Regions from separate parts of the Homo sapiens genome. Here region 1 is linked to region 2. A link is an interaction called in ENCODE POLR2A ChIA-PET data of the cell type or tissue named here. Cell type or tissue: Panc1. All regions are shown on one strand. Links, peaks and the distances in the headings refer to the core of each region. The heading gives the core; the rest is flanking DNA.

Region 1 (9,304 bases), core at 764-8,763, 57 kb before region 2:
AGTGGGTGAGCAACCCCAGTTTAGTACCCACCAAGAGCAAGAGAGATGGGAGCTGTCCTGTGGAGGCCAGGAGAAGCAAACCCAATCATCAACAAGCCCCATGGCTCAGCTTTTTCCCTAAACATCAACTAAGTCTCTAAATTCCACCGTCCCTGAATTCAAAGTGTCCTTTACTTTTTCTCTAGGGGCAACAAAGCATAGAGGAAGGTAGTGTGATTCGGCAGTCAGAGACCTAATTATGCCCTAGGCCAGGGGTTTTCAGACTTTGCCCACATCAGAATCACCTGGAAGTTGGTTAAAACACAGCTTCCTGGGCCCCTCCCCCAGAGCTTATGATTCAGGAGGTCTGGGTGGAGCAGGAGAATTTGATTTCTAACAAGTTCCCAGGTGATGCTGATGCTGCTGGTAGGACCACACTTTGGGAACCACTTGTTTTCATTTTTGTGACCTCGGGCAAGTTCTTTATCCACTCTAAGACTTGATTTCCACATTTGCAAAAACAAAAAGCTGGCTAATTCGCTCTTGCAGTCCATCCCACCGTCTCTGTGCCCAAAGGTCTGCCTGCTTATAAAACAAGAATTTCCAAATGTTCATATCACATTCCTAAATGCAGACAGTAAATCAGATCTGATGCTGATGCTCATATTGCATTGTATCAGCAGTTTACTACAATGCCAACAAGACAGAACTTGAGAGCTTGTGTTTGCCATTTTTGGGGGGTGCCAGTGCCACGGAAATATTATTTGGCAGGGGCTCACACTCAGCTGTCAGTGTGGTCAACTGTACATAGGTTCTGTGATATGAATAAAGCACTCTGGATAAGTTTATTCAGGTAATGGTTAAAGAGAAGAGAATCCATATAAAAGCTCAACAATGTTTTGAAGAGGGTAGCTCCAAGTCCCCAAACTAAGTTTTATTTGTAAGAATTCACTCATTTGTTTTCGGAAAAATTTTTACTATCTGCTATGAGCCAGGTATTGTGCTAAGGATACATGTGGTATGGGTGACAAAGCCCCTATTCTAACGGGGGAGGGAAGCAGAGAATAAAATATTCACTAAAATGAGTGCCAAACTCTGGCTGTGATTGTGTGTTGTAATAGAAGTGAGTCAATTAGTAGAATTTGACTTACTAGGGCCTGTCTGGAGACGGAGGAACTGAGATCTGAGGTGTGAAGAAATGGACTCGGGGAAGAGGAGAGGAGAGAGTTCCAAGCAGAGGAAGGAGCACGTGTATGGCCCTGAGGACGGAGTGGGGAGAGGGAATGGAGAAAAACCAGTGTGTTTGGAGCAAAGAGAAGGAAAGAATGTGTGTTATCAGATGGGGCTAAAGACGTAGGCAATGCAAACCATGCTGCGCCTACAAGGCGTGGCGGGACTTTATCCTAACATCAACCAGCGGCAGGGACAGAACCAGAACTACTTTGTAGAAAGAGAATTCTAGCTCCAAAGTAGGGAAAGGCCAGGAAAGAAGCCAGGTGGGAGCAGAGGGAGCAGAAAGGCGGCTGCAGAGACTCGCTTTCTCTCAACGTGACGACTGGGGAGACTAACACATTCTCTCCCCAAAAAAGTCAACTATAAAACTGGACAAAACTGTCAAAAGCAACCATTTCAGAACAGTAGAAACTGACCAAACTTTGATAAGAACAAGCAGAGCTTGGGGATCATGCCTGGGCTGTCCCCAGCCTCCTCCTAGCAATGCTGACCGGTAGTTCGACTGGGGCAGCAGGGTTCTGCTGCCTGAGGGAGAGGGAGAGGGCGAGGGTGAGGGCAATTGCTCACATGATTCGGATCATCATCAGGTAAAGTGGCAATTGCAGGCAGATGCAGTGGGAAGACCAGGGGCTCCACTGGCCTGAGGTTGCTGCCCAGTTTGGAGCAAGCCACGGACCAGCAGACTAGCCAGGGATTTAATTGGGAATTTCAGGAGGTGAGAAAACCATGGGGCTAAACTTTTCATGTATCTGTTAACCGGTGGTTGAGCACAACTGCAGCAGAGACCAGAGCAGGCCCACGGCACCCATACATCCTTGGTCAACAGAGCCTATGCTCAGGCACAGGGAAGAGCGATAAAAAGTAAGAGCCAGGAAGGACACGGAAACAGCCTGAAATGTTAATGTGCTCCCTCCTAACAAGCAGATAGAGGGGCAGAGTCAAAGCCTTTCTGGCTAAAGCACAATCTCTGGCCAATCTTTGACTAAATACCAAGTATATACATGCAAAATATACAAAGAACCCTTACACCTCAAAACTAAGAGAAGCAACCCATTCAAGAAATGCAAAATATTTCATTTCACCAAAGAAGACATTTCACCAAAGAAGATACATGAATGGTTAATAAATACATGAAAAGATGCACATGATTAGTCTTTAGAAAAATGCAAATTAAAACCACAATGAGATTCCAGTTCACACCCACTAGAACAGCTATAATTAAAAAGACAATGACAAATGGTAAGGATATGGAGAAACTGGAACCTTTCCACACTCTTGGTAGGAATGTGAAATAGAACATCTGCTTGTGAAAATAAACTTAACCTACAACACATCAGTTTCACTCCTAAGAATCTACTAAACAGAAATTAAAACAAATGTCTACACCAAAGACTTACATGCGAATGTTAAAGCAGTATTATTCATAGTAGCCAGAAACTGGAAATAATTTAAATGTTAACTGGTGAATGGATAAAGAAAATGTGGCATATCCATCCCATGGCATACTATTCAGCAATAAAAGTACAACATGGATGAACCTCAAAAACATTATGCTAAAGGAGCCAGATGAAAAACACTACAAATTGTATCATTCTATTTATATAAAACGTCCAGCAAAGGGAAACAGAGAGACAAAAAGATAAGTGGTTGTCTGGGGCTAAGGGTGGGAGCAGGATTAGCTGCAAACTGCTTACAGGGATTATTTTATTTTTTTAAAAAAATGTTGGTGTTAGAAATATTCTCAAACTGAATTGTGGTGATAGTTACAAAACTATATAAATTTACTAAAAGTAACTCAATTGTATACTTACAATGAGTGAATTTTATAATGTTTAAATTATACCTTAATACAAGTGATATCTACAGTGATCCTGGCAATAGCCTAGACCAAGGTGGTGATGGCAGAGTTTCAGTTGACAAGATTTGATGAGGCAGGAATTCAGTTTTGGGAATGCTGCATTTGAAATACCTTACTCCAAGAAATGTCACTTAGCCGTTGGATGGATGAATCTGGAGCCCAGGAGCGGTCGGAGTTGGAGATGTGAATTTGCAAATCATCTGCAAATAAGTAGAAATTGAGGCCACAGGCATAGATGAGATTGCCCAGAAAGAGGAACAAGGAGGACAAGGGGAGGCAGGAAGGAACGGGCCTGGGACCAAGACTTGAGGAATTCTAACATTAAACAGGGAAAAGAACAGAGAAAACAAGGCAGAGAGGAAAACCAGAAGCACAGAAAGGACAGAGTGACCATGTCAAATGCTGACAAAGTGTCAGTAAGAACTGAAACATCCTATTTGTGACCATACACTCATCTGTTTATTTCTAGATTCATGGATTCCCATGGCCCTAATTTATTGTCAAGCAAATCCGTTTTTGTTTTGTTGTTGTTGATGCAGCAAGCCCAAGAGAAAGGAAAAGAACTTCTCTTCCAAACACGTATTGCCTAAATCCACCAGCTATTTTCCAACATCCTCATTCCATTTTTACTGGGAGGAGTGGAAACATTATTGGGTTGAAGCCAGGATCTGAATTTCAGCTCTGCCACTGATTGATTAGCGGTCTGAAACCAGGTGTGGCAGAGACAGACTACTACCCACTAAATACCTATTTCCCTTCTCTCTCAAGAGAACGCTAGTTTTTAGTCGGACACAACATGCTATGCCGGAATATCTTTCCCAGCCTTCCTTTCACTTAGATGTGATCAATTGACTAAGTTCTAACTAATGAGGAAAAATGCTGTCGTATTACCTTCCCTCCCTCCTCCACTTGCTTTTTAGAAGATGAATGCAATGGCTGAAATTCCATGCCACACTCTAGGGATGGTGAAGCAGAAAGCTGGAAGGAGCATGGGTCTCTGATTTCTGTGGAATCCCCAAACCAACCCGGAAAAGCTACCTCCAAACTGCTTTTATGTGACAGAACATAAATGCTGCATATTAGAATTCTCTGCGGCCTTTTTTTTTTTTTTTTTTAGACGGAGTCTCACTCTGTCGCCCAGGCTGGAGTGCAGTGGTGTGATCTCGGTTCACTGCTAGCTGTCTCCCGGGTTGACGCCATTCTCCTACCTCAGCCTCCCGAGTAGCTGGGATTACAGGCACCCGTCACCACGCCCGGCTAATTTTTTTTTTTGTATTTTTAGTAGAGATGGGGGTTTCACCATGTTAGCCAGGATGGTCTTGATCTCCTGACCTCATGATCTGCCCGCCTCAGCCTCCCAAAGTGCTGGGATTACAGACATGAGCCACCGCACCCAGCCCAGACTTTTTTTAAACAATCCCAATCCCCCACATACACTTGGACCAATTAACTCAGAATCTCTGGGGATGAAACTCAGGCAGTGGTAGTTTTTTAAAGCTCCTCAGGTGGTTACAATTGCAGTCAACGTGGAGAATCTGTGATGGACTCCAACTTTATGTAACTCCATTACTCACAGCTGAACACAATTCCTAACTGATAATCCAAGCTGTTTGACTCTTCCTGTGCCAATGTGAACATCTTTAAAACAGGGGATTATAATGCTTACTGCTCCCACAAATATTTAGTAACTGAGGATACACTGGTAAGTGACTCAGTGTTCCTGCCTTCAAGAAACGTACAGATATGTTGTCTAAAAATTTACATGAATGGGCAAGAGCAACAAACTATATAAATTCTACAGTTATTTGTGGGAAGCATAATCAAAACCCAGGAGAAATAGCAAGGATGGGAAATACATCACCATATTAAAGGAAGGTGAAATCTAATTCCCTGTTTCAGCAATGCACTCAGTAATTGCTGAGAATAGTTCAACACTGCTGCTATATCCTCAATGCACACACCTATACACACACACAGTACTAGAAATTATGCCTAGTATATTCTACATGTCTTAATTTATGATAATTAAAAACAATGCCACATTAATTCCAAGAAACTCAACTCCAAGAATTGTATGACAGTTGTATGAATGAAACATTCACCATTGATAATAAAGCTTTCAAAATACAGAATCCTTCAGAAATTCACGTGTTGCCATCACACTAAAACCATCACACTTTGTAGAGGAAAGAGTTATTGCATCACTTTTCAGACTTCACAGAAAAACAATAATTACTCCTCAAAAGACTGTGTAAGATTATATCCCTTAGGGGGATCAAATGTTCCAGGTGCTTAGATCCATATTCCACAGAATCTAATCAAATAAAAAATGACATTTATTTTCTGCAAAGGATGGTACAGTTTCTTGACAAATCTATGAATTTTGGATCACTGCTTCCAACTCTGGACAATGTGGAGAACGTGCCCATCTCCAGCTCCCTCCTTGGAATCCAGTTGTGGAGACGCCACACAAAATAAAGGGAGCTGAAGAGCAGAGAGCCGTGCAGAGCAGAAGTGGTTCCCGATTGCAGGGACAGTCCAGGACAATCGGACATTAAGGGCCACAGAGCAGAGGCAGATTCAAGGAGGCTCCTCTAGCTGGGCCATCCACATCATTGTCATGGGCAGATAAGCAGAAGCACCAGCTGGAAGGGCTGCTGTGAAATCAGGGCAGTGCCTGCCTTAGAGGGGGTCACCTCTGGGAAGAAGAATGGTGGGCCAGCCAGCTCCTGCCTATGCCTCTTCCCTACTCAGCACCTTTCCACAGGCCACAGGAGGCAGAGTTAGCAAAGCCTAGGGCCAGTCCTTGGAGGGAGGGGAGGAAAGGCAGGGAGTTAAGGGTCCCTGGTTACACTTCAGTCCAAAGGGCACCTTCTCTCGCCACGTCATCTCATCTAGGGAGGACAGGTAGTGCCTGAGCTACTGTCATTCACCCCCTGGTAGAAAACTTAGGCAAGACAGCTAAGCATCACAAAGCACTAAAAGGTCCATGCCAGAGGCAGAAAGAACCAGAAATCAGAGAAACATCTACACTATAAAAGGAAGAAAAAAGAATGGAATGACTTAGACAGAAGAAGCAGACCTAATAGAAAACAAAGAACTAAAACTTAAAACAAAACAAATACCATAGTTAGCCTCAGCAAACCAGCGGAGGCTACTGGAAATGCAAGTAGAAACGAGCAGTTAGAAACCACTGATTGAAAATATGGGGTTTGAAAAAGAAGAGCTTTGCTAAGGGCACTCACAGGACTGGTAGAAGAGCAGAGTGTGGTGGAAAAACGAACTGGTGAGCTGGAAGATTAATCAAGGCACTCTCTCAGAAGGCATCAGGACTGGATTTTTAAAATGAAAAGAAAATGTGATAAAACAGAAGTGTTAACATCCTTCCACAGCGGTTCCACAGAACGAACAAGGAATGAAAAGAAGCGAAAATATCTAAAGAAACAAGGACCAAGTATTCACCACAATTAAAGAAAGATACGACATTTCAGATTGAAAGATCTCACTTAGTGCCAAACAGGTTAGATGAGAAAAAGCCACATGTAGATTCATTATAGTAAAATTTAAAATCAAAGAAAGAAAAATCTAAAAGCTACCAGAGAAAAAAGGCAGAAAACCTTTAGAGAAACAAACATCAGGTTGACATTAGAGTTTTTAATATCAGCACTGGATGTATAAGAAGAGAAACGAGGCCAGGCACAGTGGCTCACGCCTGTAATCCCAGCACTTTGGGAGGCTGAGGTGGGCAGATCACAAGGTCAGGAGTTCGAGACCAGCCTGGCCAATATGGTGAAACCCCATCTCTACTAAAAATACAAAAATTAGCTGGGCGTGGTGGCAGGCGCCTGTAGTCCCAGCTACTAGGGAGGCTGAGGCAGGAGAATTGCTTGAACCTGGTAGGAGGAGGTTGCAGTGAGCCGAGATCATGCCACTGCACCCCAGCTTGGGTGACACAGCGAGAACTCTGTCAAAAAAAAAAAAAAAAAAAAAAAAAAAAAAACAGAAGAAGAAGAGAAAGGAATGATATTTTCAAAATGTAAAGGAAAAAATATTGGAATCTTTAGTCTGGGAAGATCTTGTTGACATTTTAAGTGTGTAGGAAATATAGATACATTGGTCAACAGATACAAAGTTTTAGTTAGACAGGAGGAATAAGTTTTTGAGATCTATCGCATAGCAGGGTGACTATAGTTAGTAATAATCCATTATATATTTTAAAATAGCTAGGAGTAAATTTCAAATGCCTCACCACAAAAAAAGATAAGTGAGGTGAGAGATATGTTAATTAGCTTGATTTAACCACTCCACATTGTATACATGTATCAAAACATCACATTACACCCTATAAATGTATACAACTGTGATTTGTCCATTGAAAATATTTTTTAAAAACACTCTCAGGATGGGTAAGCATTAGAAACTGCTGGCCACACATGGTGGCTCATGCCTGTAATCCCAGCACTTTGGGAGGCCAAGGCAGGAGGATCATTTGAGCCCAGGAGTTCGAGACCAGCCTGGGCAACATAGCAAGACCCTGTCTCTTAAAAAAAAAAAAAATCTAAAAAAAAAGAATAAGAATGAAATAAATATCTTTACAAATATACAAAACAGATATACAGATATACGGAAACATAATTTACCACTAAGGGACCTGCATTTAAGGAGCTTTTAAGGTTCTTTGGGATAATAAAAATAATCCCACAAAGAAGTCTTGTTTGCAAAAAGAAATGATGAATAAATAAAATGGTAAACAAAGGCAAATCTAAACAATATAAGTCTACATAAAATAATAAAGATGTTTAACTTATGGATTCTTTTTAAGGACAGAACTAAAGTTTGACATAGGAGGGTATCATTAAAATTAAAATATTCAACTGGGTTTGGGAGAAAGTTTAAGACAGTTAACTTTAAACCTTTTTTTTTTTTTTTTTTTTTTTTTTTTGAGACAGAGTCTCGGTCTGTCACCCAGGCTGCAGTGCAGTGGCATGATCTTGGCTCACTGCAACCTCTGCCTCCCTGCCTCAGCCTATCAAGTAGCTGGGACTATAGGCGCACCCACCATGCCCAGCTAATTTTTGTATTTTAGTAGAGACGGGGTTTCACCGTGTTGCCCAGGCTGCTCTCGAACTCCTGAGCTCAGGCAATCCGCCCATCTCGGCCTCCCAAAGTGCTAGGATTACAGGCGTAAGCCACCACATCAGCCAACTTCAAACCTTTTAAAGCTTAATATGGATGGTAAAGTTTCAAGGGAAACCAATAGAAAATATAGTGCATAAATTCCAAAAGAGTAAGAAGAAAAAAATAGAATATAAACAAAAGAATAAAAATGCAATATATCCTCCAAAAATACAAGATGGGGTGGGGTGGAAAGAAGAAACATAGAAAAAGCTGGACAGATAAAAATCAGTGGTTACAATGGCACAAACATGTCCAAACGTATTAATCACAAATGATATAAATGAATTAAACTTGCCAGTTAAACAACAGATACTGCAAATTAAACAGATGTTTTAAAAAATCTGAACACCATGCATGTAATCTCAGCACTTTGAGAGGCCGAGGTGAGAGAACCACTGGAACCCAGGAGCTTGAGACCAGCCTGGGCAAATAGGAGAGCCTATCTCTTTAAAAAATAAAGAGAAAAGAAAGAAAGAAAAATTCAGCCAGGTGCAGTGGTTCATGCCAATAATCCCAGCACTTTGAAAGGCTGAGGCAGGAGAATTGCTTAAAGTCAGGAGTTTAAGACCAGCTTGGGCAACAGAGTGAGACCCCACCTCTACAAAAAAAATTTTTTTAATTAGCTGAGTATGATGGCACACACCTGTGGTCCCAGCATAGAAAATATTCTACAGAAAATAACTACAATTAAAAGCACCTTAGTAATATACTGGATTAAGCTGTTTTTACTTTTATGAAACCAACTTTGCAGAAGATTAAGCTGTTTTTAAAACTGCATATTTATTTACAAACATGGTTAGAAAATAAAACTTTTTTTTTTTTTTTTTTAAGACAGGGTCTGGCTCTGTCACCCAGGCTGGGGTGCAGTGGTGAGATCAAGGCTCACTGCAGCCTTGACTTCCCAGGCTCAAGTGATCCTCACCTCAACTTCCCCAGTAGCTGGGACTACAGGCACACGCCACCATGCCAGGCTAATTTTTGTGGGTTTTGTTTTTTTGTTTTTCATTTGTAGAGATGGGGTTTCAACATGTTGCCCAGGCTGGTCTCGAACTCCTC
Region 2 (8,648 bases), core at 649-8,648:
TGCTCTCAGGATCCGGAGAAACTGGAAGAAGGTGAGGGAAACTGCATAGGAGTTGAGATAAGCCCAGCCTCCGTCTGATCCCACAAAAAGCTCTGAAGTAAACTGTACAAAGTTTGTGCTGCCAGGAAGCAGGGGATTGGGTTTGATACTCCCAATCGTTGACTTCACTAAGTGATGTCAGTCACTGGGTACAAGGTCACACCAGAGTGGAGGATGCAGGTTACCTCCCAGTCACCTCCAGGCTAGAGGGTTCCTCCCCTGCAGGGCAGAATCTTCCAGTGAAAGGTACAGGCATGAAGTATTAGCAGCTAACTCCCTCAATTAGTCAAGGGCTGGGTGCCCTGACCCAGTAAAGGGGATCTGTGCAGGGCACCAGCAACATCCACAATGGACAGAGTCCATTCTAGAAGTCCAGCAGAACAATATACATGCAGGGAAAGAGGGAAGGGCCATTCATCATTATGAGTCTTTTCATCTTTCCATCTCTCTGGAAACCATCCAGGAAGTTAAAAAACTCATCTGTACAAGGTGGTTGAGCACCTCTGAAAAGCCTTGAGCATGGAGTATAATTTTACAACCCAGACTGAAGGCTTACCTCCCAAGTAACTGGGTTTATTGTTCCCTATTGCAAGCAGCAGCCTGCAGTTCCACCTACCTTCTGCCTAAGAGCACTTTAGCCTCAGAGTGAATCTCCACGACCACACTCGAGCAATAAACGGGCAGTCATCCTCCGTCATATAACTAACAACTTTCCTCCAATTTTTATGGTGCTTTTTATGCTGACTTTATAAAGTTTCACGTTTTACTTTCCAGATTTCATCGTGTGCATTCAATGCACCCCAGGAGTGTTGCTAAGCAGTTTTAATTTTCCAAGAAGTATTTCTTTGCCTTTCCTTTCCACTAAAGCATAGCTAAGAAATTGGAAAAGGCCCCCAAATCAAGTTTTCTGTACAGTGTGTACAATCTGGACCAAGACATTCAAGAAGGAATTGACTTAAGGAGAACTTCAGAATCATGGCTGGAGCCCCCACCATCCATGATGGAGTTAGAGAGTACCTCTATGGTAATGCAGGGCCAAATAAGTAAATTCCAGAGTAGCGAAATTAACTTTGTAATAAAAGACTATTTGATTATTCAGAGAAAAGGGAGCAGGTGTTTGGTAAGGTGCCAGAGAAATTCCTTAATTACCAGCCAAGTCCAAAGGAAATAAATGGTCAAATCAATTAACTCATTATTTATTATTTACTCTGTGATTAAACTTACAGATCAAGCTTCTAACAATACTAAGGGGAAGTTGGGGAAAGAGGAGTTTTAGGTTGGTTTCTTAGCCCAATGCAAATCTGCCTCAATTGTCATTCCTAAAACGCACACACATATTATTTCAGGAAGGATTGAACCAATCAACTGAAAAAACAGGAGACAAGTTAAAATAGCAACAGCTAACCTTTTCAGAGTACCTTCCATGTGCCTAAAACTGTGCAAGTAGTTGGATGCATACATCCTTCTCCATTCTCATGGAACAATTGTGCAGTACAAGAAATATAAAAGGATACTGGGTTCCGGCTGGGCACGGTGGCTCACGCCTGTAATCCCAGCACTTTGGGAGGCTGAGGCGGGCAGATCACGAGGTCAGGAGATCAAGACCATCCTGGCTAACACGGTGAAACTCGGTCTCTACTAAAAATACAAAAAATTAGCTGGGCTTGGTGGCAGGCACCTGTAGTCCCAGCTACTTGGGAGGCTGAGGCAGGAGAATCACGTGAACCCGGGAGGTGGAGCTTGCAGTGAGCTGAGATCACCTCACTGCACTCCAGCCTGGGCAACAGAGCAAGACTCTGTCTCAAAAAAAAAAAAAAAAAAAAAAAAAAAAAAAAAGGATACTGGGTTCCTACCTCACAGAACAGACACAAGTCCAGACAGATTAAAGCCTTAATTGAGAGAGGTAACTTCTGAAACTTTCAGCAGAAAATATAAGAGAATATCTCTTTAGTTAACTAGAAAAGAAAATACTCATATTCTACCACATTAAGAACCTCCTGACCTGAGGTCCCACCTATGGACTGACTTGGTTTGGATCAGAGCTAGAAGCTGCTCTCAATGAAAAATTTTAGTTGTCAGTTATGCAGTGGGTTGAAGTAGCAATCTGAGAGTTGGCAAAAATTTTTTAAAGTAGGTCTCGGTGGAAATCCTACTTATGTAGGCTTGTATTAGCTTCCAGGGTATCCGAAAAGGGCCTGTCAGGAGGGATGACTGTTTCTGCCAGTAAACTGAGCAGTGGGCAGCATAATTAAGAGAATATGGAAAAGAAGTAAGAACTTGTTTTTCAAAAGCATCACAAATAAAGTAAAAAGCCAAGCTATGAACTAAAAGGAGATATTTGCAACATAGATCCAACAAAGGATAAGTATGCAGAATATATAAAGCACTCCTACAAACCAATGCAAAAAAGACAACCTAATAAATAACTGAGCAAAAGACCCAAGCTGGAATTTCATAAAAGAGGAAGAAAGAATGACCCTTAAGCACATGAAGAGCTGCTGTCTTTCTGATAATCAGAGATACACAAATTAAGATACCAATGAGATATCATGTATACCTACTGGCTTGGCAAAATTAAGAATTCTTACTATATCAAAAACTAGAAAAGGTGCAGAACAATGCAAATGCTTATACCCTACTGGATGGCATTAAACTGGCACATCCACTTTAGAAAACAACTTAACATCATCTTATAAAATGGAACATCCAAATACCCTGAAGCCCAGTGGATATAGTTTGGATATCTGACCTCTCCAAATCTCAGGCTGAAATGTGATCCCCAATGTTGGAGGTGGAGCCTAAGGGGAGGCACTTGGGTCATGGGGGCAGATCCCTCACAAATGGCTTGGTGCCCTCCCTATGGTAATAAGTGAGTTCTCACTCTGTTAGTTCTGTTAGTTTACCAGTTAGCTCTGTTAGAGCTGGTTGTTTAAAGGAGCCTAGCATCTCCTCCTCTCTCTCTTGCTCCCTCTCGCCATGTGACATGCCTGCTCCCTCCACTTTCCATCTTGAGTAAAAGTTCCCTGAAGCCTCACCAGAAGCCAAGATGCTGGTGCCATGCCTGTACAGTCTTCACAACCATGAGCCAAATAAACCTCTTTTCTTTATAAATTACCCAGTCTCAGATATTCCTTTATAGCAATGCAAAACGGACTAACACACCAACAATTCAACTTCTACATCAACATCACAAGGAAATTCTTGCGTGTGTGTACTGGGAGATACATACTAACTTACACACAGCAGTAACACCGTTCACAGAGGAAGAAATGGTGAACAACCTAAATACCCATCACCAGGATAAAAAATTTGTGACATAGTCACACAAAGAATGTTATACAGCATTGAAAAGAAATGCACTGAAGTTAGACACAATAACGGGAATCAATTTTGGAAACAAAACGGGAAAAAAAAAAGACTTGCAGAAAACTATATACAACATCCTTTTAAAAATATAAAACTGAGAAACAAAACTAAATAATACAGAGAGATAACACACATTATTTTTGTAAAATATCTATTATAAAAATACTTTATATTATACAAAGGTGAAGGAATGATGAACTTGAAACTCAAGAGTTAGTGGTTACCTAAAAGAGGGGAGGAAAGGATTGAGTTGAAGAAGAATACTTGGGCAGATGAGCTACTAGTGGTTATATTATCCTTCCTAGAGTGAATGGTGAGCTCATGCCTGTTCATTTTCTTATGCTCTGTTACATATATGATTGCATATATTCTTTAATATAAATCAATTATATTTTTCAAATATTAGAAAAAAGCTATTTAGATCATTTATTCTATGATTGTATACAATTATAAAAATAGAAACTAATATATAAATGTTAATTTAAACTATATAATTATATATTTAAATTATATGGAGTATTTATTATTATTCCCATTTTACTGATGAAGAAACTGAGAGTTAAAAAGGTAGGATAACTTTACACATCCAGTTAAGTGAAAGTGACAAACTAAGCTTTTCATTAACTTTAAAACCCATGCTTTAACACCGTGCTATACTCTTAAGATTTCCACCAGCGAAGAAAAAAATTAGATATAATTCACAAGATTCAAGAATCCCTGCCTAAAACTCCATTAGTGTGCAACTCTTACAGAACTCCTACTATAATCTGTGCCTTCCATGAGTGGTGGGAAATGAGTATTGTTTATTAGGATTTGTTAGCTCTAAAGACAAACTTATTTACATGTTAACATATAGTCATATTAAACAAAAGACTCTTAAATTCAATGAAATTTGGAATTTATAGAAAACCTACGATAAAGCATTTTGTTTTATTTTGCAAATGCAAATAAAGAATCCTGGTGCAAAGTGGAAAGCCATGCCTTAGTACACATTAGGTGGATTAAGAAATATGTTTTCTTCAGTGAGGCAAAACTATTCAAGTGATAAATTCATCTGTTTGTCCAGGTTCTTTTCTTGTTTTCACCTTCTGAGCTTCTTTCACTTCCCTTCAAGAGTCATGTTTCCTCTCTCACCCTAGATCTTAACCAGGTGGCACTTCCTCCAAAAGAGTTCCCCACCCTACATCCAGGCGTATCCCTCGTCACGCTCCGTGAGAGCACTTTGCATGCTGCAGTTCAACCACTGCTGTGCATCTTCTTCCTAGCCCACCAGCAACTTGGGGCAGGAACCCATCTACAATAGTCCCCACTGTACCTTCAGGCACAGCATGGGGAGCAATGAGAAGGAATCAACAACTGAATGAAGGGATGATCATACTACTATGTAAAATCCATTCACACGAAAGGATCAGAGGGAACACAGAATAGTAGGAAGGATGTGGCACTTGGAATCAGACTGACCTGTGTTAGAATGTCCCCCCAACATCAGTTGGCTCTGATATTACTAAATATTAAATATTACTAAAACCTGCCCGCCTTGTGTGGTTATTAGAATTAGTGGTGATAATATGTGTGAAGATGATTCTCTCAGGTACTAATCAGTGACTTTAAACTGTGGCTGTCGGGGAAGGGTCCTATATTCTGGTTCAACTGGTCCAGGATGGGATCTGGTGATGAAATTTTTGTAAAATCTTCCTACTTTTTTTTTTTTTTTTTTTTTGAGACGGAGTCTCATTCTGTAGCCCAGGCTGGAGTGCAATGGTGCAATCTCGGCTCACTGCAACCTCCGCCTCCAGGGTTCAAGCAATGCTCCGCCTCAGCCTCCTGAGTAGCTGGGATTACAGGCGCCCACCACCATGCCTGGCTAATTTTTTTGTATTTTTAGTAGAGACGGGGGTCTCACCATCTTGGCCAGGCTGGTCTTGAACTCCTGACCTCGTGATCCATCCACCTCAACCTCCCAAAGTGCTGAGATTACAGGCGTGAGCCAGCGCGCCCGGTCCTCAGATACTTTTAATATGCAGAAAGGTTTCAGAACCTCTCCACGGGACAGAAGCAAGGCAGGAAATAACATCTGCAGAGCCTTGCTGTGTCCAACACTCAGTTGCCACACATTATATTATTTAATACCCCCACACACACAAAGAGTGGGCACTGCTTCCCCCTTACCAAGCAGAAGTGATTCTGTTGTTGTTGTTGTTGCTGTTGAGGACAGGGTCTAGACTGGAGTGCAGTGGCTTGATCACAGCTCACTGCAGCCTCAGCCTCCTGGGCTCAAGCAATCCTCCCACCTCAGCCTCCTAAGTAACTGGGACTACAGATGCATGCCACCACACCTGGCTAATTTTTGTATTTTTTGTAAAGACGGTTTTACCATGTTTCCCAGGCTGATCTCAAGCTCCTGGGCTCAAGCAATCTGCCAGCCTCAGTCTCCCAAAGTGCTGGAATGACAAGTGTGAGCCACCACACCTGGCCACAATGGCCATTCTTCATTAACCCTTTTCCTTCTCCCTCTCAATCATGTCAATTTTCTTCAAAAAAGAGACAGCTAAACTTTCAGACAAGTCACCATACGTGAAGATGTTCAAAAGCTCTATGTGTATGTGAGGAGTGTGTGTGACAGAGAGACAGAGACAGAGAAATGAAAGAGGAGGAGAGAAGGAACTGGGGCAAGAGGCAACAGAATGACGCCTTTTTCCATCAGAGAGTTCAGCAGCTTCAGTGCTGTGGTTGATTCCTTAACATCAAAGCTAAATAGGAACTTGTTTCCAGCTCCAGTTGTTGCAGCTGACTGGTCCTATAATTTCTAGCATGCACAAAGCATGTCAAAATCCTCAACAACAAAAATCATTAAGAGAAGTCTGGGTTCATCCTTTAACCCTAGAACAATTAAATGTGTGAGGTGCCCGTGCATTGGCCCATTTGCTCCTTCTGCACATGAATTCCCATTAACACCAGTCCCAAGAGGGAAGAAAAAGGGGTCAGAAAGATGGCTGCCTGGCCAAGATGCCACAGGCCTGGAGGAGGTACTGAATTAAATGGCCTCTAAGCCCCTCAACTCTAATCCTCTACAAAGAGCCTTTGTGCATTGCTAACACTAGGCTGGAAAGGAAAAAGAAGCAACAATCCCAAGTTCCATGAGGAGGGCTTCTGGTTCTTTCTACTTGCAGCAATCAGGCATAATTTTAAAGCTAGCCGTCTCAGCAATAAAAAGGAATCCACGACTGATAAGACACAACGACATAAATGAATCCCAAAATGTTATGCTGACTAGAGGAAGCCAGACACAGTAAGTATATATTGTGTGATTCCATTTATATGAAATGCTAGAGTAGGCAAAAACCAATCTATATTGGGGGCAGGGGGAAGGATGGTGGTTGCCTGGAGTGGGGAGGAGCAAGAGACACAACAGAAGCTTCTGGGGAGATGGTAATGTTCTATGCCTTGACAGAGGTTGGGTAAAAATGCATGCAGTTGTCAAAACTTAGCAATGTACACTTAGGATTTGTGCATTTCATTGTGAAATTTTACATCAAGAGAAATAATTGAAAACAAATATTGTTAATGATATGTGTTAATGACATGCATGCTAAAATATTTATGACTATACTAATGTCAGCAGTTTGCTCTGAAATGTATAAAGAAATAAAATGGATCTATGGATGAGACAGATGGACAGACATGTAAAAAACTAGGTATAATAAAATGTCAGTTGTAGAATCCAGGTGGTAGATACTTGTGTGTTTACTGTACAATTCTTTCAACATTTCTGTATATTTGAAATTTTTCATAATAAAATGAGGGAGGGGGCAGTTAGCCACATAGAAGGTAGATGGGTGGATAAGGTAAGCTAATTGCTAAGAAAAAATCATAGAAGCTACTGGCATCCAGGCATCCACTGGGGTTTAATGCAGCGTGAGCTGCTCAGACAAAAGAAAAAAGGAAAGATGACAAAATTGAAGATAACAGTAATACAGTAATAATTTGTTGAACCACTACTATACACCAGAGGTATATGCTAGACACTCATATGCCATCTGGTCTTACCATCACAACTTCCCTGCAAGGTAGGCATATCATCATTTTATAGATAAGCAAACTGAAACTCAGAATGGTGCAGGAACTTATCCGAGGCTAGAATTTGAAACCAGCTCTACCAACCTCAATAGAAAAAGAACCATATGAGCCCAACACTGCTTCCCTCTTGCAAAGGTCAGGACTGTGCCAAAGGCTCAGGCATGGCACTGCAGCCACAGCTACCCAGCAATGCCACCTATCATGCAGTAGGAAGCCACCCTCTTGGTAACAGCATTGGCACTTGCACTGACTCCCTGTCGCTTCATTCTCCCAAAAGCCCTGTGGGGTCTCCTACACTCAATCCTCTTCCCTCTTTTCTTTTTGCCACAAGGAGAATTTACCCACCAGGGATTTAGCCATCATCTCCATGCACATGCTCTTAATAACAAATAATGCAAAGCAGCTCATTCAGTGCCATCTAGCAGCTTTCCAGCCCAGCTTCTAGTCTACAGAAGCTAGAAAACTATAAGCTACATTTCACTGACTCCCTTGCAGCTAGATTCTTCTAAGCAGACACACTCATGCAAGATCTGAGAGTGAGAGGGGAACAACAGGAGGCAGTAGCCACAAACCAGAAGGTCAGAACTTCTGGTCAGATGGTGACAAGTGTATTTGATTCCTTGGAGCAGTTATAGCAGATGTTATGAAGTTTGGCCTCTAGTGTCACCAGCCCTAAGGCAGAAGTGGGTTATATCCATGCTATAGATGGGAATTGGTTAGAGACAGGCTGTGTTGTTCCTAAACATGTAGCATTGATCTTGGTTCTCCCAGAAACACTGCAAAACCCTCTAATAAATCCCTGGCTACTTAGACTGCTTAGAAGGAATCTACTGTTTGTAACTAATATCCTAAACAGCAACCCTTCTAAATGGCTCTGATCCTGCCTCCCACATTTTGAGCCTATATAAATGCCTGCTAGAGAGTAAAACTCTTTAGTACAGGAGAGTCCCACTTTCCACATTAGAGGGAGGGCAAAGGAGGACAAGGAGAGTTGAGGGGACATCCTACAGTCCATCAGGTTCTATTAATATCAGTATGTGCAGGGTCTCCCAGAAAAGCAAACTGAGCAAAGCTTTCCAAATGTTCCAGGTAAGAGGGACAACAGAGCACATAAAAATGATGGCCTTTTGGCCGGGCATGGTGGCTCACCCCTGTAATCCCAGCAT

The links. ChIA-PET counts read pairs that join two places held together with the same protein. Peaks named below come from ENCODE experiments on the same cell type or tissue, not always from the same donor. Only the 100,000 strongest peaks of a DNase experiment are listed, where the experiment ranks them.
Region 1: POLR2A ChIA-PET joins it to region 2 with 10 read pairs; 8 of 35 experiments call an interaction of 5 or more read pairs at or near these places.

Annotation. Positions count from the first base shown.
Region 1 is chr3:31,890,968-31,900,271 of GRCh38, forward strand. All of the region lies in intron 1 of OSBPL10 (oxysterol binding protein like 10), which reads right to left. Among named protein-coding and RNA genes, the nearest start is that of OSBPL10, 86 kb to the right of the region's middle. RefSeq lists an enhancer at 5,838-6,339. In Panc1, for the core only: no CTCF peak of the experiment used is centred there; no DNase peak of the experiment used is centred there; H3K27ac peaks cover 596 bases.
Region 2 is chr3:31,947,826-31,956,473 of GRCh38, forward strand. All of the region lies in intron 1 of OSBPL10 (oxysterol binding protein like 10), which reads right to left. Among named protein-coding and RNA genes, the nearest start is that of OSBPL10, 29 kb to the right of the region's middle. RefSeq lists an enhancer at 4,685-4,734. In Panc1, for the core only: no CTCF peak of the experiment used is centred there; no DNase peak of the experiment used is centred there; H3K27ac peaks cover 1,646 bases.